Linked DNA regions of Homo sapiens: region 1 is linked to region 2. The links are chromatin loops, found by intact Hi-C in ENCODE. Cell type or tissue: A673. All regions are shown on one strand. Each heading gives the region's core, and the rest is flanking DNA. Links, peaks and the distances in the headings are about the cores only.

Region 1 (14,985 bases), core at 2,665-10,664, 340 kb after region 2:
CATCTAAGCTGTCTGACTCCAGAGACAAAACCTGCAGCCACTACATGATGCTACTTCTCCTAAGAAAAGTTGAAGGGAAAACTTTTGGTGGTAAATTATTGGTTGCGTATGGAAAAGATCAAGGACAATTTCTAGGTTTCATGTTTGAGCACCTGGTTAAAAGATGGTGTCAATAAAATGTGAAGTACAGAAGGTTGAGTTGCAGGTTTCAGGGGAATAAGGGTTACATCAGTTCTGCACACACTGAGGATGAGGTGCCTGGAAGGCATCCAACAGGATGCTATACAATACTAGCACCTTCCTGAAAGGGTTGCTGTAAGGATTAAATGGATTAATATGTGCCTGGCACACAGTAAGCACAGTGTAAGTCTTTGCCATTATTGTAACCCAATAAACAAGTAGGTCATCATGAAGCTAGAAGATCATAACAACCCAGTAAGCAACTGGGTCAAGTGGAGCTAAGAAGACAGGTCTTGGCGAGAGATATAGAATGAACAGTTGTGAACTTATAGGTAGCTAAAACTATGGGAGAAAGGGGGATCTCTTAGAGACAAAGTGTGGAATGAGGAGAAGAGAGTGTTAGGATGCAAACATTATGACAGGCATACAATTGATTTTGAGGTATTGAATAAAGGCAGGTAATTAGAAAGTTTCTGAAGTTTCAACAAAAGGAAGGATTTTCCTTACATTTAGAATAAGGCATTGAATCTCTGGCCAAGAAAGACAATTTTTTGGCTGGTAACCAATATAATCAGAAATAACAAATGAAGTAAAATTAGACAACTCCTAAAGAAAGGAACCCAAAATGCTCTGCTTGTTACCTGAACATAACATGAGTTTGTGCCCAACATCACTATACATGCATAATTTCCCAGCTTCACAATTAGCTTCCAGCTAAATGTGTTATCCTGGCTTCTACATGGTCAAGAGATCTTCAAGAGCAGTGGTCTAGTTCAAGATACTGAATACACACACACACACACACACACACACACACACACACACACACACACACACACACCTGCTGCTTTGGCTAGTGATATGGTTTGACTGTGTCCCCACCCAAATCTATCTTGAATTGTAGTTCCTATAATCTCCAGGTGTAGTGGGAGGGACCTGGTGGGAGGTAATTTAATCATGGGGGTGGTTACCTTCATGCTGTTCTCATGAGATCTGATGGTTTTATAAGGGACTTTTCCCCCCTTTTGCTTGGCACTTCTCTTTCCTGCCTTCATGTGAAGGAGGACGCGTTTGCTTCCCCTTCCTCCATGATTGTAAGCTGCCTGAGGCCTCCCCAGCCCTGCTGAACTGTGAGTCAACTAAACCTCTTTCCTTTATAAGTTACCCAGTCTTGGGTTTGTCTTTATTAGCAGCATGAGAATGAACTAATACAGCTAGTGATCCTGGAGGAGTTCTCCTGATTTCTCAGGCTCTATATGAATGTCCTACAGAAAGCCTTTTGTGCCATTCATCTGTATTTGATGCTTCTCCTTTGCAACCCACTCCTGCCTCTATCATAGCACTTACTCACTGAATTTAAGCTTTCTACTTTTTGTCTTCTCTGTTAGATTATAAGCTTATATCAGAGATAGTTTTCTTTACAGTCCTAGGACCTGGCACAGTGCCTGATTATTGTAGGTGGACAAAAACTCAATTTTTAATTTATTCCTGGAAAGTACGTTTCTAATTTCAACATCTTCTGTATAGTTCAGCCCCACTTCTCTTCCTAGACTGAGCTCAGAGAATCTGTGCAGATTCAGTGCTCTAGATCCCTCCTTGTCCAATGTGGGAGTTTAATTACTTCTTTAGTTAACGTTGTTAAGGTATAATTTACAAGCATTAAGATGAACACACATTAGGTGAACAAGTCAATGAATTTTGACAATCACATATTCCTGCATAGTCGCCACCATAATCAAGATACAATGAATTAATTCCACCACCTCTCATGTTTCCCTAATTCCCTAATTCTCCATTCATGGCTCCAAAGACCACACTTCCCAATATCAAGGTAAGTTAGAAAGATCAGTAGCAAGAGAGAGATTTGAAAAAAGCAGTCAAGGTACGCTTTATGGAAAGGACACATAGGCTTTCTCTCAGATATCCCTCAGCAAATCATATCTGGGCTACAATGTAAGAAATCAGTAGAATTTCATGAGAAGAATACTCCTAACAAGGAAGCCTGGCACTGGGCTGAGAGCAAGGACGGAGGGCGCTGGTTCTGACTTTGATGCGAACTCGCCATGTACACCTTGGAAAATCCTTTTCCTTTGTGAACTCCTTATCCTTCTCCTCCTTGGCTTTCTCCTAGTCCTCTTATAAAATTATTAGCTAAATCTTTAGGACTTTTTTTTTCCAATGGGAAATGTCTGGTTTTTAAAGGAAATCACAATTCCCTCATCTGTAAAATGGGAATAATTACAGCATCTGCCTCATCGTGTTGTTATGCGGGTGAAATGAGGCATTCATGGAAAGTGGTTAGAGCAGAGCACGCATGTAGCACAAGGGCTCAGTCAATGTCAATCATGATGATGATGATGTCGCTAGTGATGATTATGATTGCAAGAGAACAAGGGAATTCTCCAAGGACCCAGGACACAAAGGAGTCATGAAATAGAGTAGTGAGTGTGTGAGCACTGGGGTAGGGTGGGGGGTACACCTTCTGTTCCTGTGCCCTAGGTGGCCAGGGTATAGCAGGAACCTAAGGCAAGGAACTGAATGACACTTTCACTCTGGAAGGTTGTGGAATGTTCCATAAGGTTGGAACCTTAGAGAGCCTCTAAAAGTTGAATTAGAAAAAAGATCCCAATATTAACATGGGGGCAATAAGAACTTTGTCTGTCTTGACCTGAGCTCTGGATGAAGCAGCTGTGTCTCTGCAGGGAATGTGTAATTGCAGGTCTGTGCTGCAGGTGAATTTGGGATTCAGATATATACTTCCTATGTGGATTCACTCCTGGAGCCCCTGACAGAGGCAAATATAGAACTATTTTTGGAGGAACATGCTCTTTCCCAGGCCACACACGAGTTCTAGTTCCCACGTTTTCCTCCTGAAGTTGTTCTCATAGTCCAAATTACCAAGCACAGGAGAAAACAACTGATCATGAGGAAAAATCACAAACCACACCTTCTTAGGCTCCTGTGGATGGCAAGTAATTAAATAACGCAAGAGGGACTATGCAGGAATTCATGTGGAAATACGTAAGAATCAAATACATAAATTAAAGGACATTGAAAAGTACATTCCTAGTATATAGAGTTTTGAAAATAAAAAATCAAGTCAGGAAAATTTCAAAATCTCAAGGAATGGTTAAACATTGTCAGAAAAAATAAAATTACTGAATTGGAAGATAAATCCCGGAAAGTCACCCAGAAATACAGAAATGGGGACTATGGAATAGCAGTTAAGAGTGAGAAGACCCAACGCATGCCTAACAGGAGCTTCAGAAAGAGGGCTGAGAAGTGATACTTGAGGAGATAATGGAGGGCCAACAATTTTCCAAGGTTACCAAAGGTCCTGGGCATGGAAAATAATCAGCCAATATGTAAAACAATCAGACAGTACTCTGGATGAAGCTGCAACGGTAGATCAAGTAAGGCTTTCAAAATTGCCCCACACTTATGGCACAGGCCGCAGCCCTCAGTGGTCTCCAAGAGGCTCTGAGAGACCCATCCGACTGGCTGCAGACTGATGTGTCCACATTTTCCAGTTCATTCTAAAATTGTAATGACTGTAATCTCTGTGCTTATTATATTCACATCCATCTTACCTTGTGTCCTTATCTTGAAAGGAAATCTGAGAAATTAATAAGCAAAGAGCCTGACAATTACATGGCAATTCCACCGTGCCCCCAGCCGGCTTCGTCTAAAAACTGCCACTCTCTCCTTGCTGTGAACAGATCATCTCTGTCGCTTTTCTCCATATACTCAGGGCTATTCCACTAACGAAACGGGTTCTTGTCTTCAGTGCCAGGGGCAAGGTGACATTCCTTAAGATTTATTATTATTGTTTTCCATAACCCGAGGAATGTCAGTCCTTTAAAAGCCTCTGCACCATGTTGATTTTCTAAGTTAACTCTGACTTAGCATAGATTTATTGGCAAGGGTTGTGGTTTGCCTTGTGTGTGTGTGTGTGTGTGTGTGTGCATGCGTGGGTGTGCCTGTTTGAGACACAAAGGTGAAACAAGAGATAAAACCAACATTTATTTGGCTTTAACATGGGCCATTGCCTCAGCTAATTGCTATTATTTATGCCAATTCTTTCCCTTCTCATAGCAGTCACATTAGGAGAGCAGTATCATCCACATTTATCACATGAGAATCAGGCTCAGAGAGGTTAGGTACAGTGGAGGGTCACTTAGCTACAGGGTGTACGAAAGAAAAGGACTAATAGAGAAAGAATGACTCTCTGGAAAGAGTCCAGAATCCATATGGAAAATGGAAACACAATGTTGTGTGGTCTGATCCAGGCTTGTGGGCAGAAGGGAAGGCCCCTACAACTTGATATGTCTTCCTCTTTGGAGCCTAGTAAGTAATGGTGCTGGGTGCTGGTGTAACTCATGTCTCCCAGACAACCTTAACTCAAGCAACTTGAGACTCCCATACAAAAGCATATCATCAAGCCTTGTTTTCCCGGACTTGCACTCAACTCTCCTTCCTGCTGGCCTCCCCGGGTGCGTCCTGTGCTGTGTCATCCTTCCACAGTCATCACGTGACAATGAACACCCAACATCACCCCACACCCCATACTACCAAGGACATTTGTTCTCTCCGAGGCTGTTAGCTCTTTTTGTCCCAAGTACAATTCGCCCTCCTTCCCCTGGGGGCCGGCTCCCTTTGGCTGTGGGTTCTTTCATGTCTGTCACATCAACAACACTTTCTGTTGAGAGGCTAGTTGTTTGCAATGATAATTAGACATGCACCTTTCTGCACCACACGTCCAGTTTTTCTCATGCACTCCAGCCCTGTCCTTTGAGCGGCACACATACTGCAGCTGCTGTCACTCTTGGGACAGGATCAGAGTCCAGAGCGCAGGAGTGAAGGGACATAGACCTCTGATATATACTAGCTGTGTTTCCTTGGGAAAGTTTGCCTCTCTGAGCCTCTTTCCTCAATGGAATATTGGGATGATAATCCTACCCATGGGGTTGCCTTAAGGATTACGTGGGAAACGTCCATGTAAGACCTCTGTTACAATAAATGCTCAATCTTTCTGGTTCTCCATCCGACCCGCTGCTCCATCCCCTAGTTCTCAAGGTGGGCATGCCGGTGAAGTTGCTCCTAAACATGCTCTATTCACAGATTTGACACTTGTGGAGGAGAAAAACACCCCACTTCAAAGGACAAAGGAGACTGACAAGGTTTGTTGGGTACAGAGGAAAGAGTCTGAGCTATTGGATCAAAACCCGACAACCTCATTTCCTGGAAAATCATGTAACTTCTCTGAATTGCATTTATAAAACCTGAATATGTGCCTCATCGGATCACTCTAAAAATTCAATGAGACAATCTGTATGAAAACATGTGCCGGCATGAAGGTTTGCGTAAAGTCATTCGTTCAGGAAACCTTTCTGAGCTAGCCCAGTCCAGTCTTTGACATCATCTCAGGGGGAGCTGCTAGGTTTAGGACAAGCACAATAAAACCAACACCAAGCCAGAGGTGTGCAGGTGGCATCTGGGTGCCTGGCCAAGACACTAAGGCCACACTCTGAATTCTTATACAAACCCAGTGCCTATCTCGTCACAGAGATTTTTCTTTTCAGGGCGGGGGGGTGGGTACTAAAATCCTCAGCCTGTCCGTGGCCCAGAGCATTTTCAGGTGAGAATGTCCTGGACAACGCATCGTGCGTTTCCCCTGGCAGACAGCTCTCTCCTGCACCCTCCCGGCGGCGGCGGCGCTCCTCCCAGCCCGTCCAACACTGCCCTCTGGTGGCAGCAGGTCGCAATTTCATGGCTCTCCGACTGCCCCTCTGCTGGGGCTCCTCCCTTCCCAGGCCCCATTCCGGCTGCGAGGGCGCTGAGCGAGTCCCAAGGGCAGGCAGTTTCTCTGCGAGTTCCAGATTCCTACATTGTCAGCTGATCTTTCCTCTGCATTCACGCCCCACCCAATCCTGAGTGATCATCAGGCTCACCTGATCCTGTTTAAAAGCCTTTATGCCCTTCCGCAAAGCTCATGGTCTTGGCATAAAACCAAATCTGCTCCTTCAGCGAGAGCTCCTCTGTCCACACGTCCAGTCTCGGCTCTGGAGCCGTCCTTCGGAGGTACTGCCAGCCCGTGGTTCCCAGGCCCAGCTCCCTGTCCTGCCTGAGCTCATTCACTGCACTTCCCGCTTCAGCCTTGCACGCCCTTTCCCGCCACCGAGCAGGTGGCTTAAGCTCTTCAGAACCCAGAGGGATGTCACTTTCTCCATCAGGACTTCTCCGGCAACTCCCCCTACTCTGAGCTGGGTGCAGACCTAAGCCCTGCTTCCCACTCTGTCACAGGCCTTTCCCACCAGACTCAGCTTCTAGACCCAGCAATGGCATTTTGTTTGCATTTTAAAAAATCACCATAGCCCTAAGACAGAATACAGTGCTGCCCGTGGAGACTGAATAAATGTTGAATGAAAATGGTCTGTAGCTTGAGAACTAGAGGAAGAGTAGATGCTGCAAGGGTAACAAGTCATCACTATTACTTACATTCTCACTAATAATAATGGTCCTTATTGAACAATTCTCCTATGCGAGGCACCATTAACTGCTTTAAATGCATGTTCTCATTGAATAGGCCTCTATATGATGTAGTGAGCATCTGCAAATACTGTCTCATTGAGCCTTCACAGCAACCTTGGCAGGGAGGAGAACAAGTGTTAGATCCATGTGACAGAGGAGAAAACGAAAGTCGGGGAGAGGTGGGTGACCAAGCATCCAAGAATAGTGTGAGAGCCCAGATTTTGCAATCTCTCTCCTAGTGACACAAGTCTGCTATACTTCATGTATACTCTTCCACCTCTTCCTGAAAGAGACAGGTCTCCAGAGACGAAGTCAAACACAGGAATGTGCTTCCACCTGCAGACCCAGGCTGTAAAAGCAGCTTCTCCTCTCTCGCTTCCAGTTTCTAATCAATTATGGAGGAAATGACAGTGGAGAGGGGAGGAGAGAGACACTCCATAGTGACTGCAGCTCATTGAAAAGATACCCGAGGCTTTGTCTCTGCAGCCACAATGCCCAGCTGGGAACACCAGGGCATATATACATAGGATTTGGGTGGATGACACTGAGACAAAGGAAAAATGACAAACCAAGTGAATTAAGTGAAGGTGAAATAAACGGTGCTCAGCAACAGATGGGGCTGGTGCTGGGTAATTTTCTCCTGTCACCTCCCCTCAGGTAATAGATAATCCTGCAGCTGCTGGATTTCCTGGGAAGTCAGGCACGGGGCCTGAGTCTCCTTCGTGTTTGGAAGCCATGCCCCCCATTCCTTAACCTGTCTTGATGATAAAAATCTTAAGAGCCAAAACTTTTTGCAAGACTTATCCTGGCGATTTAACTCCGTCCCGGCTAAGGTTGCTATCCGTCAGGCTGTCATGGTGACAGGCAGATTTGTAAATGTTCTGGCTCCAGTGTCAGGTTGAAGGTGACATTTTTCAGCTGGAGATTTTTTTCCTCATCCCTCACAGAGACAGAACAACTAAGAAAGAGGAAAGCAATCCCCTGAATCAGCCTCTGCCCCACTCGCAGTCAGCCTGCCCAGGGTGTTGACTCCTGAGCTCTGGGATTGTTTGTGAATTTCCCCAGCCCACCTCTGCCCTGACCCCCATGCCCAGAACACAGTGATTCCCTGCAAGGCCAAACTCCCAGTCCCAACCCTCCCCACCCATCTGCAGGCCTGCCCAACTTGGCCTTCTAATGACTTGTCTTGGCTGATGGTCCCTGCTCTGCCATTACTACTATAAATACTTACATAGATTAATTAACCACAATGTAAAACCCAGAATCCCAGCTAAATTCATTTAATGACCTGCCGTGCGATTTCTTGGCTGAAGCATCTGACACTAACCCTGAATGCTCAGTGACATTCACCCCTTTGATTCTTTCCTGGAATCACTAGGCAATCGAGTCTCCTTTTTAACCCCTTTTTTGCCTCTGACTTTACTTTCAGGGTCTATAACCCTGAAGGAGTCACACAGAGGTTTGGGTGATTTGGTTTCTTGGGTTCTTGCCTGATTCTCTGCATTTGTGTGACATCCTTTATGAAGCTAGGGAAGGCACTTTCATCCCTGATGCCACATCAAAGCTTAGGTAAGAACAGTTTTATATGGCTGCATTTCTTGGCCCAGATGCCAAAATGGAAACGCTCTCTCTTTCCTCTGTCTACTCTCATTCTGTCTCCTCTCTATCCCCTCTCTTTCTCTCTCAGTTTCTTCAAAAAGGACCTAGCATTATTCAGAGATCTGCCTGGGAGATGGTCTAGGCTTGTGTCAGCATCACCCAGAGATCTGCATGGGAGGTAGGCTAGCCCTGTGTCAGCATCACTCAGAGATCTGCATGGGAGATAGGCTAGCCCTGTGTCAGCATCACTCAGAGATGTGCATGGGAGATAGGCTAGCCCTGTGTCAGCATCACCCAGAGATCTGCATGGGAGATAGGCTAGCCCTGTGTCAGCATCACTCAGAGATCTGCATGGGAGATGGACTAGCCCTGTGCCAGCATCACCCAGAGGTCTGCATGGGAGGTGGCACCTCTTGTAGGCAGGGTCTAGGGGCATCAGAGTCAATCCTGGAGGGAAGGTTTCAAGCCCTAGAGTGGAAGGACAAGAGAAAGACCGAGGTTGTAAAGAACCGCGAAGTGTCAGCCTGTGACTCCCTGCCCGTTTCCTCTGTTTTTCCTCCCTTCCCTTTGAGACTTTTCACTCGTGCTTACCTAGGGGCCATGTGGGATGCCTTGATGACAGTTCCCACGCCTGCCCGCAGTCCCATCCAGGAGGGGGTCCAGCTCCCTCTTTTTTCTCGATCAGATGCCATAGTGTTCAACTTCTTCATTTAGAAAAGCTAACGATATTTACCTCGCCCAGCAGTCTTGTTTTGTTCGTGTTATGAGTAATGAGTAACATGACACACGAAAGACGCCTGGCACCTGGCGGAGCTGTGTGGATGCGCCGCCTCCCTCCCAGCCCCGGGACCGCTGCGCCCAGCCCAGCCCCGCTCCGCTCAGCCCCGCGCCGCGGAAAGAACGCGCCAGCGCCACCTGGCGGGGCCGAGCGGGAGCGCGGGGTGGCTGCGCCCTGGGGTTGCCATCTTTACCCGCTGTGGGGTTTATATTCAGCAGAAGACAACATGGAAGAGAAGGAGGAGAGAAAACAGTGAAGGACATGGAAGGGAAGTCGGGGGGGGGCTTTCAGGGAAGACAAGGGGATGGAGTCCAGGCGACGACATCGCCTTGGCGGGGGGCCAGGAGGGAGCAAGGTGGTGTGGGGTCCACGCCTGCCCACGCCCCGCGGCTCTCGGCTCGGCCAGCCTGGACCCGGAGCTCCTCGTGACGTGGACTCCCTGGGCGCACGGGGCGGAAAAGGAGCGGCCGCCGAAGAAGCTGCCTTATCATCCGGGCAGCGCCTTGGGCCCAGACCCACAGGGGCGAACTCCCCGCGGCCCCCGGCCGCCAACAGAGGGGCGCTTGCTGGGCCTGAGGATCTGAACTACGTTCTGCGAAGGTCAAGGACTGAAGGAACCGCCCTGGCACTGCGGGGGGACGGGCCGTAGGCTGTGGGTGCAGGGCCGGGGGTGGCCTGGGCCCCTGGTGCGCCCTCCGGGGGCTGCAGGCTTTGCTTAGAGCACAGCCCAGGGCTCCCCGGCTCCAGAGTGGGGCAGGCGCCGGATCCTCTGCGGTCTGAGACTCGCCCACCCAGACCGCACACCCTTCCAGAAAGGGCAAGGCCCCGCTGAGTGATCAAAGCCCCTTGCTCCCCACCCGCTCCAAGGGCCCTCGCTGAGGATTTCCCCTTCTCCTCCCTGGGTTTCGATCAAGGCAGCTTCCACTTCCACCCGCCCCTTGACATTTCTCTCCGCTCTGATGGGGAAGTGACGGGGTGGACAGGACAAACAGCTTCCTTCTGAGCCCCGTCTTCACCCGCCGTGTGCCTCAGGCTGGCTCTGCTCCATGATCCCAAACTGTAAGGAGGAATCCTCCCATTTTGTTCCCCAAGGATGTGGGCCACGGCCTACGCTTAGCACCCACGTCCTGCCTTCCTTGGACCCCAGGCTGCTTCTCACTGCTTCCAGCCATTCTCCCGCACTCAGGCCCCGCGCCCCGCGCTCTGACACCTTGCAGATGGGAAGTGTGTTCTGTATTTCCGTACAAGGCAGCGTCCACGGTGTATGTTTCTGAGGGCAGAGAACGCTTTCCCTTCCGGGTAAGCGTGGAGTCCCCTGGGTGCTTGGGTTCTGCCGTGAGCCCATGCTGAGCCCGTGCAGCAAGGTTCGCGCTGAGCCCGTGCAGCATCTCCACAGTCCCCGGGAACTGACTAGGTGCGCTGGGCTGGCTTGGGCCGGGTTTCTGCCATCTGATCTCGGGGTGTTTGTGTGTCATGCCCACCTCTTCTGGTACTGGGGTTCACATCTCTACCTGCTACATGCATCCCCCTGGGAGAATGCCTGCCCCTCGATTTCTGGAATTCTGACAGTTTTGTTCATATTCCTAATGAAATATCTGTGAATGTGTGAGTTGCACCAAGGTGTTCAGGGAAGCCTCGCTGCGTGTCATACTTTTCTCTCCTCTCATCTGGATTCCAGGCCTTCTCTGCCATCTTGGTGTGCTCCTCTACCCAGTTCCACAAATAGGTGAGCTCAGGGACAGACGTGTGAGGGGAGAGACGTGCTGATCTCATCATGAGTGATCATGAGATCTCATCATGAATTCAGCAACATGGGTCTCTGCCTGTGAGACCACCAGGTTCATGTCCTCTCTGCTGTCATTGCCAACACAACAGCATAGGGTTATCCCATAGAATTTCATCATATGTGGACGAGGGAGCCAACTGTGTAAATGAGAATCCCTCTACCCAGGTAATAGGTATACGACCAGTAATAACTGGTATTGCTGAGTCTCTCTGGAAGGCTGGCAGGTGGCAAGAGTGGGAGGAGGTGGCCTGGGGTGCCAGCTGCCAGCAGGAAGGGTGAGAACAGCTTTGACCCCACCTTCTGAGGAGTGCAGTCCAAGCCTGCGGTATGGGAGGGGAGATGGGACAGAGAGGACCCAAGATCCATGGCACCCTTGCTGGCCTTCCGTTTTCCGTCCTCTCAGAAGGCTGCTGAGGCCCAGCCAGCCCCTCCTAAAGGACTTCACCTCCACCTGTCCTCAGAACATCTGTGAAGGACTGAGTGCTTCCAGGGCAATGGGGCCAAAAGCAACATCTGTGGGGAAACTGAATTCCAGGGGATGAATCTCATGAGTCTGGCCTAGGGACTGAGATAGTGTTGAATTAAACCCCTGAAAGTTGTTTTTCTAAAGAGCTTTTGTCCTGTGCTGGGATCAGAAGAGACACAGATTCACTCTGCCCTGGCTCTGACCCTTCTCCTTTCTCAGTCCTTCCAGCCCCTCCTGAGCCAAGCCTTTTTACCATGGCTAGCTTCTGAGGGGCTGGGCAATACTGGGTGGGGAGGCAAGGCAGGGCCAGAGCAGCCTTCCCTGCCGGGCCACCTGTGTTCCTGCCTGGCTCTGGTCCTGGGCCCTCCCCGCTGCCTCATGCTGAGCCACAGGCAGTGCACTGGCTCCCAGGAGAAGGGGCTCGGTCCTCACAAGTAAAAAGCAGAGCTCCGGGTAGGGAGACATCCTTGGAGAGTGTTCCTTCCTTCCTCGGGGGCTGCGGGGATTTTCCTTAACAAACATCCAATTTATTGGTAGCTCTCGTTTTCACTGAAGGCATGCACGTGTAAAATTAAAACTAACTAAATGCATTTTTAAAAACCAACTAGCTAACTAAGAGTGTGTCCTGCAGAACGCACCAGGGCTCTAACAATCCTAAGGAAACACCTCTACAATGTGTGGGGCTTCACAGGCCTCTGAGCAGGGGTGACACCATCTCAGACGGGGATGGGACACCTGCCCATTGGTCTGCAAGATGGTAATATTTTCTGAGGGTCCTAGTTTCTGTTTCAAAATGGTGCTCCAGACAGCAGGACTGACGGTTTGGGTGTCTGATCTCTAGGAGCAGCTGGTGTCTTCCACACACGCATCACCCCCACCCCTGAAGAAGCAGCATCAAGCTCAACCCACAGCATGAACTGGGCCCTGCTGCCTGGTAGATGCTGGACAGTCACTGGGGGTGTGAAGCCGACAGGCCAGGCGCTGCCGCAGGGCAAGAGCAACCCGGGGCACAGAGGGGGCAGCCAGAGAAGAGCCTGCCCAGCGTGTGCCTGGGAGCAGCAGGCGGAGGGAGGAGCCGCGACTCTTAACGCCTTTGGGGTTTTGGAGCTAAACTCACTGACTTCTCCAAAAGAGAAATGACATGTGCCATCCCATTCTGATGTGTTTGGAAGGCATTTTTCATGGACTTTCAAAGTAACCATTAACAAGGTTTTTCTGAGTTAGTGGCGTGTGCTATCCAAGCTCCTTCCAACCCTGCTTTGAAACCCGCTTTCAGAAACCCAGGAGGGGCACGGAAGGAGGACGGGCAAGCTGCTTTCCCCCCTGTCTGGAGTCCGCTGAGAGGGGCCCTCCCCCGCCCCGGGAGCCTGTTCTCCAGCTCGGTGGAGGCAGCCTCGCGGCTCGGGGGGCGCGGGTGCCCTCCGGTGGCCGTTCTGGGGAGCTGCAGGCGCGCCCCCGCGGCATCTGCGGCTCCTCATCCAGATGTGAGAACTGCCTGGCAGCGCGCGTCGCACCCCTCCGGGGTTTATTAGCCTGCTGCAGTGTCAGTGCAATAATAACTCCTGGGAGGCTATCACACCACTATTTCCATTCAGAGGAGGGCTATTCCATCAACGACTCCAGAGGCCTGCGTGGTAAATGAGTTTTCTTTTAAAAATACGTCCACTGATTGCTTTGCTAGGACACATTCGGCACCAAGGGGATGTGAGTGTGGGGCTGGAGGATACGTGGGGTGGGAGCGGGGTGGAAACCATCCAAAGATCTACAGCAGAGGCCAGGGAGGAGCAGCGGGACTTCACAGCCCTTCCGCCACCAGACCCAGGGGCCCCCTCGCCTGTGGCCGCCTGTCCCTCTCCCAGTGGCACTCCTGTGGAATGGTTTTGTTCTTTGAGGAGCACAAACCTTGGACATTCATATTTCGGTGCGTCCCTTGCAGCATCCCCCACTCCCACCCGAGGCACTTGGGCGGCACTAATTCAAGTAACTTGTGGCTGCCCCACTCGGCAGCCACCCCCGGGGGCGAAGGTGAGGTGGACAGGGAAGACAGGCAAGGCGGGACGCCGGCCCCACGCTGACGCCCATGAAGGCCCCTAGCCTGGGGCCAGGCCGGTGATGGTCTGAGGAGCAGAGGGCTCTGCCGGGACCCTGGAAGGCCCAGGCCACAGCGGGTCGCAAACCTTACAGCCCTCATTAGAGTCACCCAGCACTGATGTCCCGTGTCCCTGCCCGAAGCCGCAATTGGAAGGGGCAGGCATCCCTCTGGGTAGCGAGATCACATTCAAGCAACTGGGGTGGGAGGGGCGCTGGGAGGGTGCAAATGGCTGTCAACCAGCTGACACCACGCGTGACGGTGTTGTCACGTTTCATGCAGGTACAATTTTCCTTCTCCCCTGGAACATGGGGTTAGTGAAATCATTTGCTACTTTCTAACAGCAGTGGGAAGCATTGCATGACGTGGAGGGGCCCTGGGACTGAGCCCTGACCTGCCCCTGAGTCCTGACCCGCAAGTGAGGTGAGTGTTTCCCAGCTCAGTCCCTGCTGTCTCTGAGTCCAGCAGTTCAGGTTGTCCCGAACTGGGGCAGAACGTGGCCCTGCGGCCTGGGCTCCGCTGCCCCCACACCCTCCCACCAGGGCGCCGCTTCACTCCAGTGTGCCCTGGCAGGTCAAGTCTGGGTTATGATTGCCTCTAATTAGCATTTCCAGCAGATGGAACATTCTCCAACCTCCAGCCCACAGCTAAGTGCTTCTTAGAAAAGGCCCGAAATTATTTTCTACCTTTGAAAACATCAAAGGAAATCAAAGGAAATGACCCCATTCCGATCTGTGCCTCTCGGCCAGCCTCGTTATGGCCGTATTCAGGTGGGACTGAGCCATGAGGGGCACATAGAGGAGTTTCTGAACCAGATGCGGTTGACCCTTGAACAACATGATTTGAACTGCACGGATCCACTTATACGTGGATCCACATAAAGTAAAAGTTACACCAAGAGTGCCTGCACTTCCTGCCTCCTCCTCTTCTGCCTCCGCCACCCTTGAGACAGCAGGACCGATTCTCCTTCCTCCTCCTCCTCTTCCTCCTCAGCCTACTCATGGTGAACATGGCGAGGATGAAGACCTTTATGATGGTCCACTTCCATTTGATTAATAGTAAATACATTTTCCCTTCCTTACTATTTTCTTAATACCATTTTCTTTCCTCTAGCTTACTTTATTGTGAGATTATGGTATATAACACATAACATGCAAAATCCATGTTAATTGACAGTTCATGTTCTCAGCAAGGCTTCTGGGCAACAGTAAATTATTAGGACTTAAATTTTTGAGAAGTCAAAAGTTATACATGAATTTTCAACTAAGCAAGGGGTCGGCACCCCCAACCACCGCATTATTTGAGGGTCAACTGTAGTTCCTGACAGGATGGTGAGCAAGTTCCCAGGCCCAGCCTGCTCTGAGAGAGGCCTCCTGGGAGACCGTGGTCTGTGGCCTGTGGCCTGTAGCTCTCTGGTGGGGACTGGGGAGGGGACCCTCATCAGCCCCTGTCTGTTTAGCCCCTTATGTGTTCCTCCTCCCACTCCTTTGACATGGGAAGATCCTGGGAGGCAGGGCCAACTCCAGACTTCTTTGTAAGCATCCTGAGCCCAGGAT
Region 2 (14,985 bases), core at 2,581-10,580:
AGAGAGCAGCAGCACATGGTCCACACTCACGGAGAGATAAGGGAATTCTTAGCTGTTAAAGCAGATTTGCTGCTGATGAGAGGTGGCAGAGAGACAGGCTGAAATCTGGGATTTAATGATTTTCCAGTTGAAGCATTACTGCCTTGCCAGCTAGAGCAAGACATCCATTACCCAGCCAGCATCCTCCTTCCTCAATCAGAGGGACTGACAGAGGGCTCCAAAATTCAAGATGAAAGCAATGGGGCTCACGCACACAGGAACATTACACATGTACATGGGCACACACACATACACACACACACACCCCTCCCACTGCCACACACACACATGCCAATAGCCCAATAGCCAATTTACATTCCCTGAAACATTTAATCTGCAGACCTTTGAAACATCACTATTGTGGCATTTCACCGAATATTTTAATACTGGGAAGAATATTGTCTCTTTTTATGCAACATTATCTCTGGGACCATTATGCAGAGGCATTAAGAAATTCTGTGTGGTGGATCATTCAGCAAATATTGTTTGACAGCCGACTATGCATATAGCATTCTGCTCGGTGTTAGAGAGGAAACAAAGAAGCATGACACTCAATTCTCTCCCTCAAGGATCCGAGTCCACTTACATCAATGATATAAAGACACACAAACTGAAATTATCATGCCACAAGGCAGTATATAATTAATTGCCAATGACTGGTACAGACAACAAGAGCTATGGAAGTAGAGAAAAGAGGGGACTCACTCTGGTATGACAGAATCATAAACACAGCTTCTTATAGATTAAAATGAACATCTAGGAGAGCCTGAATATCAAGTTCATGTACGGTTTTTTAGAAAGGAACATTTTAAATTTCTCTCAGTCCACAGTCCTCTCAGTTACTCAAAGCAAACAACAGCAAAACAGATTATTTTTTGTTAATGAAAACCATGGGAAGAAAAACATCAGAAATATGAGCATAAACAAGTTTAAAACTGAATAATCAAGATGCTAGGAGACCAGAAATATGCTCCTATTGGCACTATCCCTCTGGAGTTTATGTGCTTGTATCATGAATGTATATCATCTGCCCTCAGTAGTGGGAACATTTTTGATCAGCACAGGGATTTAGCAACTAGGTCAAGATCTGGAGAACTGTGGTCATCAATGGAACAAACAAGGAAAGCCTTTGGCAAAGCATCCAGCCTCGGCACAGTTAAAGTGGGGCATAGTCCATTGCAGGAGCAGGGAGGTCATTTCTCTGAGACTCTGAGGAGAGAAAAAGAAAGTCTACTCCTCTCTCCAGGTTCCTTTGTCCCTAAACTCACAACCATCTGATGGCAAAACTAGGTGTCAAAGGTGGAGAAACACGACAGAGTTACCATCCAGCCATTGCTGAGGGTTAACCCAAATGCCCTCTGGGATTTCATCTGGATTGAATGTAAACCCATCTGCCACTATCCAGTTGCCCACTTGAGCTAGCTTCTGACCTGCTAATCTTCCAGCCACAGATCTCCAACATCCTGCAAATGTCCTTCACTAAGAGGTGCACAGATGCACTTAACATACATCCTGAAGTTTGTCACACTGAAGTTCAGGACACCCCTGAGACGGGTGAAGCAAATCGTGGTGAGGCAATCCAGGACGGGTAGTGCCTACTAGCAGGTGATCTCTGGGCAGGCAGGAAAGAGATGAGAGCACCAGATAGTCTACATTTATCCACAGAAGGAATATAAACTATGTGCACTAGCCTGTGAAACAAGAGAGAGTTAGAATTCCCAGACCTTGAAGCATTTGCAAGGTCTCTGGGAAGATTTTTCTCATTCTGAAATAAGTGCTATCCCAAAGAAAACAGCTTTGCATTAATGCACAATCCTAGTAAGGTTTAAGAAAGTCATGTATTTTGATAATGCCTCAAAAAAGTGTCCAAGTTAACTATAAGACCATCTTAAGGTCACTGTCTCCTTCATGAAAAATAAAAGAATTAGATGAGATGATCTTTAAGGTCTTTCTAAAACTGAATATTCTATGAAGTAGACAGGTTGTAATGACCAGTTTGTCAAAACCTAATGAAGACTAACCACATCATCAATCTCAAATTGTATATAAAGAATATGAGATTCTTTTTCAATCAACCATTAAGTCTATAAAACAAATCCCGTAATCCAGTCTCCGGATTTATCTCTGACTCATAAAAACATTTTTCTTAAAGAACCAAGCGAGATCCCAGGGACCATACCACAGCCAATTATGGCTGATCTGCAGAGGTCTTTGATTTTTCATTTAAGAATTGTGTTGGTAATATGCTTCTCACGCTGCATCTGGTTCACATGGTACATTCCTACAGGAAAGTGACAGCATTAGGGGGAGCAACGAGCAATTCCTAAACAGGTGGGCTTTCATTTGCCTTCAGGAGGCAGTTCCTTCTGCTAGTCAGATCTCAATGTTTGTGACAAGACTGGACTTCTGTCTACACCTGCAATTCTCATTCTATTTACAGTGGCCACAGGATCAATATCTCCTCCCCTGGAAATAAAGCTTTCTACTTTGCATTGGAATTTATCTTCAATAGCTGCTGGAAATCATTATCACACAATAATGTTCTATTCACCACTCATGTTATCTCTTCAGCTAGGCAGATTGCCAGACATTTGACGGCCTGACACCAAGTCCATTTGGTGCATGACAAAAATAAAACCTTACATTGCCTGAAAATAACATGAGACACACTCATCATCTAGCTGGGGATGATTGGGCTACTTTCTCTTTCGGAGGAGTTGTCAGAACTCATGTCAATCATGCAGTGCTACTTGCCCGCAGCCATGAGCGTGCTCTCATTATCTGTGTATAGTGGGCACAAAGAAAAAGCTTTTGCATGGATCAACATTACTATGAATCCCAGAGGTAAAGCTATGAGGTTTAGAAGACCAGGCATATATGGCTGTATCTGAGCCTTTACTTACCTTTGGTTGGGTTCATTAATCCAAATTAATCCTTTCTGTCAAGCTCAAAAATGTTTACTAAAATCCTACTAAATGTTAGACACTGATCTAGGTACTTGAGATGATAAATACAGCATTCTTCCCTGGAGAAGTTTAACTTAGGATGTTAGGGAAAAATATATACACATAACATCAACATAATATGATGAGATGTGAATAAAATGTTGGCAGAATACCAAGGAAGAATGCTGTATCCTAGTTACAAACCCAGAGGAGCCTTCTTAGAGGAGATACCGATTGAATCAGATATCTTAAAGTATGAGTAAATGAAAACTTGAAGGGGTGACTTGGAGGACTTCCCACTCTAGAGCATTATAAGACAATTCAGAGCTGAACAGATGTTGGAGTAGGGATTGGTGAGTATGACACCTACAAGAAGGTCCTAGTCACTAAGACACAGAGGAAGAGCGATGGCTCTTACCTCCCCAATCACCAGAGGATGTTTCATTTTGGATATGTTGAAATTGAGGTATCACTGAACATTGACTTGGATATATCCTACATGTAGTTGGAAATACTTTCACTACATTCAAGGGAGGGGCCAGGGTCAGAGACAATGAAGTGTGCAGCTCCTATACCCAAACAGCAGTGAAAATCCAAGGAATGGATGAGACTTCCCACAGAGTGGGCTAAGAGCTTCAAGTCAAGGACAGAACCAACATATAAGGGGTTAGCACAGGAGAGAAAGCATGCACAAGGAGACAAAGCCAGAGCATCACAGAACAGCAGGAAGAAAACAAGACCAGGAGAGCAGAGTTGCAGAAGCCAAAGTGGGAGAGGGCTTCAGAAGAGACAGGCGGTGGAATGGCTTGAACACAGTAGTGGATGCATGGTCAGTGGCGGAGGGATGGAGTGGTGGAGTCAGCAGCATAGAGTCCACTTGGGATGTGTGCAGAGTGTGAGAACTTTGGTCAGAACAGTTTTAATAACCTCAGCAGTCATAATACAGACTTCAGTTGATCAATAAATTAATAAAAATAAAGAAAGACTAGTCTTCAAAAATGCCAATTAAAAATGAAACACAGAGATAGAGAAGGAGAAAGATTAATGAGTGGGAGGGCCTTTGAGCATGTCATTTTGGAGGGAAAAACTAGATGAGAACAAGAAGATTTAAAGACTTTCACACATAAGAGATTATATAAATCATGCTCTCTCACTGAGTAAAATATTATTTTCAACATCCAAGACATGTCTAAGTCTATTATCAATTTTCATTCAACCCTGTCTCCAGCCTGCACCTCTGTCCTGAGCACTAGATTCATGTATACAACTGACTACTTGGTATCTGTACGCAAAGCCTAAGAGGTATCTCAAGCCTTAATGATGAAAGTAGAACTCCAGATTCCCTGCCCTCAACCTTCAAACTTGAACTTCATCCAGTCTTCCCTACTCATCATTCCACCCAAAAACCTTGAAGACCTCCTTGACCCATCTCTTTATCTCATACCAACACCCAATCTACCAACCAATTCTCGAAACTCTACCTGAAAAACAAATCCAGAAGATGACTATTTCATACCATCCCCACTCCTACACCATGGTCAAAGCCACTATCCCCTCTCATCTGGAATACGGCAACAGTCTCCTTACTGGTCTTCTTGCCTCCAACTTGACCCTTGGAGTCTATTCTCATGGTCCCAGAGTTACTCTTTGAAAATAAAAGAACAAGTCACTTGTCAGATCAATATGACTTAATGACTTCCCTTTACAAAAAGAGTAAAAGTTAAAGATGTTCACACTAAGAGTAAAAGTCAAAAACCACACTCTTTCTGGTTTGTGTGGTAGATTGAATAACTGGTCACATATCTTTTCCCCTCCTACTGTTGGCAGGGTATACTTTCCCACCACTGTGTTTGGAGCTTGGCTCTGTGCCTTGCTTTGGCCTGCACGATGTTTGTAGACAGGATTGAGGCTTGCAATGTGCATGAGTGGCTAGCTTGTCATTTTGCGCCCTGGTGTTCCATCAACCAGGTCTGGGTGAGTAGCTGCTGGCTCCTCAGTCTGGGCCCCAGAATGAACATATGTGGAAGAAGCCTGAGCCCAATTTTCAGTCTATAGTCCTCCCAGCGAACCTACAAGTCCAAAGTGAGAAAAAATGCTATTTTGTAAGCCCATGAGTTTTATGCAGCACTATTGTGGCACTAGCTGACTAATTCAGTGATCTAGCTTCCCACTATCTCTCTGCTCTCATCTCCTGCTTCTTCTCCCTTTCTCACTCTCACTCCTGCTTTTGTTCCCTTTCTCAGAATCATATCTTCTTCTTAAGTTTCCTGATCCAAAGCATACTCCTGCCACAGGGCTTTGGCATATGAGGTTCCCTCTTCCAACTCCACAATATCCAAATGGCTTCCCTCTTCACTTCCTTCAGATCTCTACTTAAATATTATCTTAACAAAGAGGGCTTCCAAGACCACCTCTATCTCTAGTCCCATTTAAGCCCCTGGCCATGGTTTATTTTTCTCCATAGTACACCACAGTACAAATGACATATTATGCATGTATTTACTTTTTAGCCTATAGGCCAGAAAACGATTTTCATGCATAAAGTCTGGTGAGTAATTAAATAATAGGCTCCATTCTCCCTATCCTACAGCACAGTGTTTTGGTTTGGGTTTCCTAATTGTTGTATGTATATCACAAAGTGATATACGAGATGATTTTAGGAGATAATTGGACTAGCTTAGACACAAATAAAATAGTAATTAATAAATTTAATTTTATTTTAGGTGGAGTAGGTGGGGTAGGGGTTTTAGGAGTGTTTGAGGAGAGGGGTAACTAAGCTAGGCATTATGAAGCCAGACAGGGAGTGTGTTTAGGTGTAGATGGCCTCAGTTACCTACTCCACATTACAACAGAGTCACTCTGTGACTGATGTTTTCAATAATGACCTGAGTAACAAAATAAGACAAATGATAATCTCCATGTTTTGCTCAATAAGACAAAACAATAATATATTTTAGAAAAAGAACTCTATCAAAAAGGATTGCAATGTTTTAAGTTCCATTTAAAGGATGATAGCTTAGTTATATGACAAATTCATTCATGTGGAACACTGCTGATGCCTCCTAAATAAGCCTGCCCTATGTAAACACGAGGACTGGTAATGAAGGTCCTGATAATTCTTTCCTCATGAATAACAGGCAGAAATGACTTTATACCCACTCCTCGTCTCTGACTACCTCCTCCACTCCCTCCCTTATATGCTTTTCTTATTTTTCCTTCAAAAAAGTCCATTAATAAGAACAAATAGTAGTAACTATAAGCCGATGTTCACTCTATTTCCCACTTTTTCACAACTAAAGGCCCATATGATTATTTTTTGACTGATGGACTATGTGGACTGAATTTGTTAAGTGATAATTATTGGAGCAAACACCTTCCAGCTTCCATTAAAGCACCTAAACAGGCTGGAGTCATCATCATCATGCTTTTCACATGAAAAGGAAAAAGCTGACCAAACCGAAAGTCAACAACTCTTGGATGAAGCTGGAAACCATCATTCTCAGCAAACTATCGCAAGGACAAAAAACCAAACACCGCATGTTCTCACTCATAGGTGGGAACTGAACAATGAGAACACATGGACACAGGAAGGGGAACATCACACACCGGGGCCTGTTGTGGGGTGGGGGGAGGGGGGAGGGATAGCTTTAGGAGATATAACTAATGTTAAATGACGAGTTACTGGGTGCAGCACACCAACATGGCACATGTATACATATGTAACTAACCTGCACATTGTGCACATGTACCCTAAAACTTAAAGAATAAAAATAAAAAAAAGAGATCCTCAGAGATGTCACAGAGCAAAACACTGCCCCTAAATTGGAAAAGACAGGTGGATACAGAGAATCACAACTTATAAGAGCAGAAGCCCAGTAGCAAAAAAACAAAACAAAACAAAAAAAAAAACCCACACCAACCAACCATACAACCCTCTACGGGAGCCAGTATCAGGATAGAAAAACTAAAATGGAACTGATGAGTTGCTGGAGGTTCAGTGTGCACAAGTCTTAGGGGTCAAAACATGAGAGCTCCAGACTTTGGGAGACTCCACACTTCAATAGGAGCCCTAGGAGGTTCAAGAGCCCTAGGAGGTTCTCACAGTAAGGATCAAAGAAAAATCCCCTCATGCATCCAGCAGGGGGAGAGCAAAGGCAGCCATTTTGAAATATGACACATGCATCCTGTTCTTATGAAGGCCTGCCCTCAATAGAAATTATATTACCAGAGCCTAATGATGCAGGGAAGGGAAAATACCCAACTGCAGCCCCTTCTACACTTCCTGTCTCACCTGAGCGGGGGAAGAAAAGCAACCCTGAGACACACTTGTGAAGCTCACGGCGCAGGGGCACAGGCTTAGTAAAATACTGAGGCCTACTCATGGCTCTATAGAAGATTTCCCTCCCCCCACACCCATGGTCACATCCATAGGAGTAGCTCATCATAACAAGAGGGGAATGGAAATGAAAGAATTCTGTATCTCAGATGGTATTTGAAAATAAATTTCTAGGGACAACAGGGAAATCAAAAACAAGAACACCAGAGGAAACTTTAACCTCTGACACAGTTACAACAAGCAATAATTACAGCTTGATCCCTAGCCAGAAACATAAAACTTTAAACTAAAAATCTATTTACTCCAGTTTCTTTTACCCCAGTATATCATGTCTGGCTTTAAAGATAAAAGTACCACCAGCATACTATAAGACGAAAAAAAAAAAAAAAACCAGCTGGAAGAAACAGAGTAAGCATCAGAACAGGCTCAGATATCGCAGAGATGTTGGAATTATCAGATTGAGGATTTAAAGTAACTATGAATAATATGCTAAGAGTTCTAATGGAAAAAGCAGACAACTTGCAAGGACAAATGGGGAATGTAAGCAGAAAATGAAAACTGTAAAAAAGAATTCAAAAGAAGATGGTAGAAATAAAAAAAAAAATCAACAGAAATGAAGAATGCCATGGATCAATAGACTGGATATGGCCAAGGAAAAACCAGTGAACCTGAAGAATATCAATAGAATCTTCCAAACCTGAAATTTGAAGAGAAAAACTGAAAAAAATGGAACAGAATATCCAACTACAAAAGGAAGTGTAATATACATGCAATGGGATTACTAGACGTAGATGGGAGAAAGAAGCAGAAAAAATGTTTGAAGCAATAATGACTGAGAATTTCCAAAAATTTATGACAGAAACCAAACAACAGTTTCAGGATGCTCAGAGAACACTAATCAAAATACCAAAAAACTACACCTAGGCATATCTTATTCAAACTGCAGAAAATCAAAGACAGGCAAACTTGAGAAACTGAGGGTCGGGGAAGAGGGCTTACCAATAGAGAAGCAAGGATAAGAATTACATTGGACTTCTCTTCAGAAACCATGCATACAGGAAGAGGAGCGTCGAGTGAAATATTTAAAGTATTAAAACTAAAGAACCACCAATCTAGAATTCTGTATCCAGCAAAATTATTCGTCAAAGGTGAAAGAGAAATTAAGACTTTCTCAGACAATCAAAAGTTGAGGGAATTTGTTGCCAGGATACTTGCCTTGCAATAAATGTTAAAATATGTTCTTCAGAGAAAATGAAAATGATATCGTTAAGAAATTCTGATCTACATAAATTGATCGTTATTTCCCCATTTTTATTTATCAGGGATTCCTCTATCAATCAGAGATTCAGATCAGCATAAGACAATCAGCACAAATTCATCAGTTGTTGTAGTTCCAGCCCAAGGCAAAGAAACTTGAAATTTCATATATCATGTGGGGCCACAAAAGGGGAAAAGGAAAAGGATCATCAGGGCTTTTGAAATGGAGACAAGAGTTGGACCATCAGGGATCTATGGTATGGACAGTCAGTAAACTCTGCTTTTTGTTTGTTTTTCAAGCCTTGTACTAAATTGGGATAATTCTCAGGATGAGTTTCTTTTGTAAGTTTCATGCCCAATTTGCTATGAATAATTCAGGAAGCAGTAGCGTAGACAAGGTCTACAAAATACAGAGGTCCACATCTAATAACCAGGAAATGGGTGTCGGAAGGACAGAAGGAACATGAGGATAGAAACAATGGTCTTGTAACTGCTGACTGCATCCTAAAGTCATCTATTTGCTCTCTTTATTTCTAGCCTGCCTGCTTTGTTCAAACCAGTCCCACAATCCTCAATACCGTTCCCTTCTTGCAAAGTGAGAAGAGAGAAACAATTGCCTTTCCCCAACACTTCTCCTCCAATCAAAACCCAAGTTAAAACTGAACAAACAAAACCACAGCAAAAATAATTGTCTTGTTCTCAACACCAATTGCTGCAGATAATATCTGTGAATTGTCAGCATTGGAACCTAGTAACACTCACCAACACACACTAGAATTTTCTTCAGCACATTTAGCACCATATGAAAGCAGATGACAAAGCTATTGTAGATAAAAAACCAGTAGAAGGAAAAAAAATACCTCTGATGAAAATACAAGAAAAAGCAGATGACTCTACATTCTGGGTACCTCTGGAACCTAAAAAGAGCTTCTTGAACATGATCTGGCAGTGACCTGACAGCCAGGGATGTCTCATATAAGTGGACCCCAGGATGGTTTACATACGTGACTATTTGTACTCCTGATGAATGATACTTTTCTGAAAGGTGGAAAGCCAGGGGCATTTAACAGCTGCTTAGCAAGACTTCCTGATCATGCGGGGCAAGATGTTAACCCAAAGAATACACTAAGCTCTTACTGCCAGGGAAATACATTAGCAGTAGGAATATTATCGGTATTAGCAATAATTATAATAATTATGAGCATATACACAGCACTTTTATATCTGCAAAATGCACCGCATTCATCATAATGATTAGCATTTGTACAGTACTTTGTATTTCCCAAACACTCTGTGCTCATTAATTAGATAATGCTGGCAACATCTGTGGGCAAGTGTTACTACTCCCGTTTTACAGACACACGACACAGAGAAATTAATTGGCTTACTCAGGGCCACGTGATGAGTCAGTGACAGAATCAGGATTCCATGTCTAAGTTCCCAAATCTCTATTTTGTCTGTACTTTATGCAAAGCTGGGAGGTTGCTTCCAATTGAAAGGGAAGGGAAGGGCTTAGGACATGAAAATCAATTGCTCCCATGGCCTTTGAGTGATTAGTAAGTGCCAATGGAGCCATATGAAATCTATTTTCACAGAGAACTTCAGGATAAAAGCTATTCCTCAATAATCATTCTAGGGCAATGCTTCTCATCTTCAGCTCAGGCCACACCCCCGGCCAATTCGGTCTGAATCTGTGGCTATGGACCCAGCTATCAGAACATTCCAAAGCTCCCCAGGCAATCCCAGTGGGTAGTCACAGTGGAGTGAGAACTGCCGGTCTAGGACAGTGGCTCTCAAAGTTTAGGGAGCATCAGAGGGCTGCTTGAAGTGGATCCCTTGACTCAACCCCAAGAATTTCTCGTACAATGGGTCAGAAATGGGGCCCGAGTATGTGCATTTCTAACTAGTTCCCAAGTGATGCTCACTGCCAAGTCCCAGGACCACATTTTGAGAAGCACTAGTCTAAGGTTTTAGGTGCAGATAAAAGAATTACAAAATTGCTTCCAAAGATCCCTTCAAGCCCAGGCACTAAGACTTCAATAATTGGGTAGACTGCTAAAATGTAGAACAGACTGACCACCTGCCCACCAAATTCTGGGCACACAGGATGGCAGACCTCTTTCTCCAATTTCCCTTACCGTGAGCCCAACGGCATGTGAATGACTACATGACAATGGAAGATGAAGAGAAAGGCCAGTCCTAGGCCTGGACATGAAACATCTTGCTCAATCTTTCCTGCTACCCCACTGCTCAGCCTTCTAGCCTCTCTCTCTCCCCTCTGTAGCTGAATCCCATGACTCCAAGGTGCTGGTGCCACACGAGGGAAGGAATTCAGACACAGGAGTCTCCAGTCAGTGGAGAGACATTCTGTGGGTCTGTGCAACCTACTCCAGGCAATAAGGAGACTAGTAATTCACTTTATCGCATGAAGCCACTAGGATCTCAGGGTGTATTTGTTTCCACAGCATAGTCTAGTCCATCCTGACAATCCTGACACTCAGTGCCTGTAGTCGGTGTGTGTTCCTAACCTCCACAGAGAACAACTAAATCTGACAGACAAATGAGTAAGAGGACTAAGGCTAATATGCAAGTGAAAGTGATAGCTACATGCTCAGAGGTCAAGAATGTGACTGAGTCAGAAGTTGACAACTTCAGGGAAAGTCCGGAATATACCTATCCCAGTGTAACTGCAGCCAGACTGTATCTGCGCATCTGAGGTGTACTTTATCCCTCTCTTTAGAGAGAAGCCAGTCCCACATTTGCCCTATATGACTGGCCCTCCTTATCCACGGGTTCCAAATGCATAGATTCAACCAACTGGGGATCGAAACTATTCAAAAACAAAACCAACAAAAAAATCCAAAACAATACAGTAAAAATTTATATAGCATTTGCATTGTATTAGCCATTATAAGTAATCTATAGTTGACTAAAAGTATACAGAAGGATATGCATAGATTTTCTACAAATAATTTCCGATTTTAGGTAAGGGGTTTGAGCATCTGCAGATTTTAATATTGGAGGGAAATCCTGGAACCAGTGCCCCTCAGATACTGAAGGCCAGGACAACTGCACAAGCCTTTCAAGTCTGTAGGTCAGGAACACAGTGGCAGACACTGACCAAAGAAACAAGCTGACGGTAAAGGCACAGCCTGGATGTCTTTGGGGAAATGCAGAGAGCAAACAATTTTAAAAACACAAAACAAACATACCCTATCCTCCTTCCCTCTCTGTGGGAAATTTATTACATTAAAAAAAAAATGCTGGGTGCAGTAGCTCACACCTGTAATCCCAGCACTTGGGGAGCCCGAGGTGGGCGGATCACGAGGTCAGGAGATCGAGACCTCCTGGCTAACATGGTGAAACCCCATCTCTACTAAAAATACAAAAAAATTAGCTGGGCATGGTGGCACACACCTGTAGTCCCAGCTACTCGGGAGGCTGAGGCAGGAGAATTGCTTGAACCCAGGAGGTGGAGGTTGCAGTGAGCCGAGATCGCGCCACTGCACTCCAGCCTGGGCGACAGAGTGAGACTCCATCTCAACAACAACAACAACAACAACAACAAAACCACCACCACCAACAACAAAACCACCAACAACAACAAAACCACCACCAACAACAAAACCACCACCAACAACAAAACCAACAACAACAACAAAACCAACAACAACAACAAAGCATATCTTCCCTCTATCCCCTCAATTCTAGTGCTTGCAATAACGCTGTTCACTTCGAGAAGAACCCTGAATAATCCTATCGGACAGAGGGGTGCTCTTGGTGAGAAGGAGTCTGGAAATGCAAAGAGAGCTAGACACTGGAGCGGGCGCAAACTCCAAAACAACCAGGAGAGCAAGCCACTCTGGCTGCCCACCCTAGCCCCGCCAGCCCTGCAGCCAGGGTCAACACCTTTGCCAGGGTTTCTGGCCTTCTCACAGGCCCAGCTGTGACCAGAAGGCTCAATTTCACAGCTGTTCAGCTTCATATTGAACTTGTGCTTCCCAGCTGTAGTGCATTATTACTTGTGTTTGTTTGCCATCAGCTTTAATTAAGAGAGGTTTAATTTTCCAACATTATTTTGGCTCCTCTCTGCCCCAAAACCCACATGGAGAGCTGCTGTTGTTTTCTCCCCAGGCTCCACGATGGCATGTGCCCAGTAACAATGGAGATAATGTCCCACAGTCCCCCATGAGATATAACATGCCCAGGCGGCAGCACGTGACTAGGGTCTATGGTAAATGTGTCTTCCCCACGCTGCAAAGCCTCCTAATCAAAGTAAAATTTTCCCCTCTGCAAACCCAGGTCCTCCTTGTATTCTCTATAGTATTTTTTTAACATCTTCCCATGAGCTTCACATGGAGCCAGCCTGAGGAACTCAAACTTGATTCCAATCTGATTAGCCAACGTGGCCCTATCAGCTGAGACAGTAACATTTATCACATTAATAGGAAGGATAGAAGAAAACCGGGATCCCATCCAGCAGGAGCATTTTTATCACATGTTGCACTGACTTACAAATCCAATTATCACCAGCTGAAGGTCTTAACAGCCTTTGAATTGCATCTTTCAAATCTTAAAGGACCACAGTGCACATTTTCTTAGATTCCTCCTGCTGTACTTGATTCCATGCAGTTACAGGTATCTAGTCCACATGACAACTTCAGGGATAAAGCTGTCTGTGGAATGTTTCCCCTGAGTTTAACCAGGGAATTCAAGAGAAGCATGGATTAGGGACTGTCTTTTGACATTATTATATTCAACAAACATGAACTTGTAATTTACTTCACAGTCAGAGGTAGGATCTAGGGACCTAAGTGTTAGAGGGCTCTTAGTTGAGCACAAGGGAACTCGCAAAGAGTGGGTAGTGTCCTTTGCAGGGCCACGTGGGACTAAGAGTGTACTTACAAATTTAGAGAGCTGTGATAACGAATATCATGCGGACTCTGAAGAAACATCACCCAAAGCTACAAATATAAATGTCTGAGAACAGTGCTAAATAAAGACCAGTGACTTCTGTTATGGCAAAGAAAGAAGACTGTCAAATATTCTGTCCAAGAAAACAGAGCATAAAGTCGAGCAAAATTGACAAAATCAACCATTCCAGTGGAGTGGTAATTGAACGAAATCTTAACAATCTGAGAAGCATATGTTCTTGTGAAACTTCTGAACTTCGGTTAAGAACTGTGGGGCTCTGTGGTATTCTGACTCCAGCCCCAGCTCAGTCATGGAGGTTCCTCCAGGGTAGGGTAATACCTGAGGACCAGTGGCATCTCTGCCCTGGTTCAGAGGCTCACTTACTTTGAATGGTGAGTGACACCACAGCCAGTGGCACTGTTGGTAGAAGTCATTCTCTCAAAGGCTAGAGGGGAGGGCCAATGACTACCCCAGGTTCTGCTCAGGGCTAGGCAAGTACAAATCTGCATGCAAACACACCATAGCCTGGAGAGGGCTCAAGTCAGGCCTATATTCTTAGTTGACACTGAAGCTGGAAACCTGAGCAGAAAGGACATGACAGGACTCAGTAGGAAGCAAATATCAGGAGACATTGGAAATGGTCCGCACTTTGAAGGTGCTTCACTACCCATACACAAATCTATCAGAAGGGGACTAACTGGCTCAAGATGGTTGAGCACAACTTCTGTTTAAGCCTTGGATGTCAACTCAGTCCTGGGGGGCAACCTATGGGAAGAGAGACTTGAAAATTAAAACAGGATATAAAATTAAAGAAAATTTAAAAACATCAAAAAATCCCTAAGACATTAGTGACTGTTCATGCATAGCAAAGAAGACAGAGTCCACAGATTAGCCAGTTTGCTAAACAAGGAAAGACATAAACAGAAAAAAACAGCAAAATACAACCTTTGCGGGAAAAGTGAGGCTAGGAATATTTGCTAAAATATATTTTCTAAAACGTGCACTTAAAAAAAGTATGAGATATGCAAGGAAAGAGGAAACTGTGACCCATACAAAACAAAGTAGGCAATAGAAACTCTCTGATTGTCCCCAGATGTTGAATTTACCAGCTGAAATTTCAAGCCATTCTTATAAATATGTTTAAAAAACTAAAGAAAACCATGTTTTTGAAATTAAAGGAATATATGACAACAAAAAAATCCATATGTAGAGAGTCTAACAAAGGAAACAAAAGTATAAAGAGAACCAAATGCAAATTATGGAAACAAAAAGTACAATGAGAAAATTAAAATCTCACTGGAGGACCCAACAGCAGATTCGAGATGACAGAAGAAAGAATCCATGAATGTAGAAATAAATCCATATAAATTACCCAGTTGGAAAAAGAGGGGAAAAAAGACAGAAGAAAAATAAACAAAGCCTCAGAGTGCCAGCATATATAATAATGGGAATCCCATAAGGAGAGCAAAGAGGAAGCAAAAAATACACTCAATG

Evidence for each region. Hi-C counts contacts between places; a loop is a spot of excess contacts. Peaks named below come from ENCODE experiments on the same cell type or tissue, not always from the same donor. Only the 100,000 strongest peaks of a DNase experiment are listed, where the experiment ranks them.
Region 1: it touches region 2 in a loop (5-fold over the local background); 8 of 110 quality-filtered maps call a loop at or near these places.

Annotation. Positions count from the first base shown.
Region 1 is chr11:131,685,946-131,700,930 of GRCh38, reverse strand. The region is part of intron 1 of NTM (neurotrimin); the gene reads right to left. Among named protein-coding and RNA genes, the nearest start is that of NTM-AS1, 30 kb to the right of the region's middle. RefSeq lists an enhancer at 9,739-10,262 and a silencer at 12,665-12,874. In A673, for the core only: CTCF peaks have their summits at 5,943 (motif pointing left), 9,041 and 9,240 (motif pointing left); DNase peaks (open chromatin) are centred at 5,930 and 9,220.
Region 2 is chr11:132,020,971-132,035,955 of GRCh38, reverse strand. All of the region lies in intron 2 of NTM (neurotrimin), which reads right to left. Among named protein-coding and RNA genes, the nearest start is that of NTM-AS3, 130 kb to the right of the region's middle. In A673, for the core only: CTCF peaks have their summits at 6,917 and 7,120 (motif pointing right); DNase peaks (open chromatin) are centred at 2,704, 7,125, 8,995 and 9,965; H3K27ac peaks cover 3,123 bases.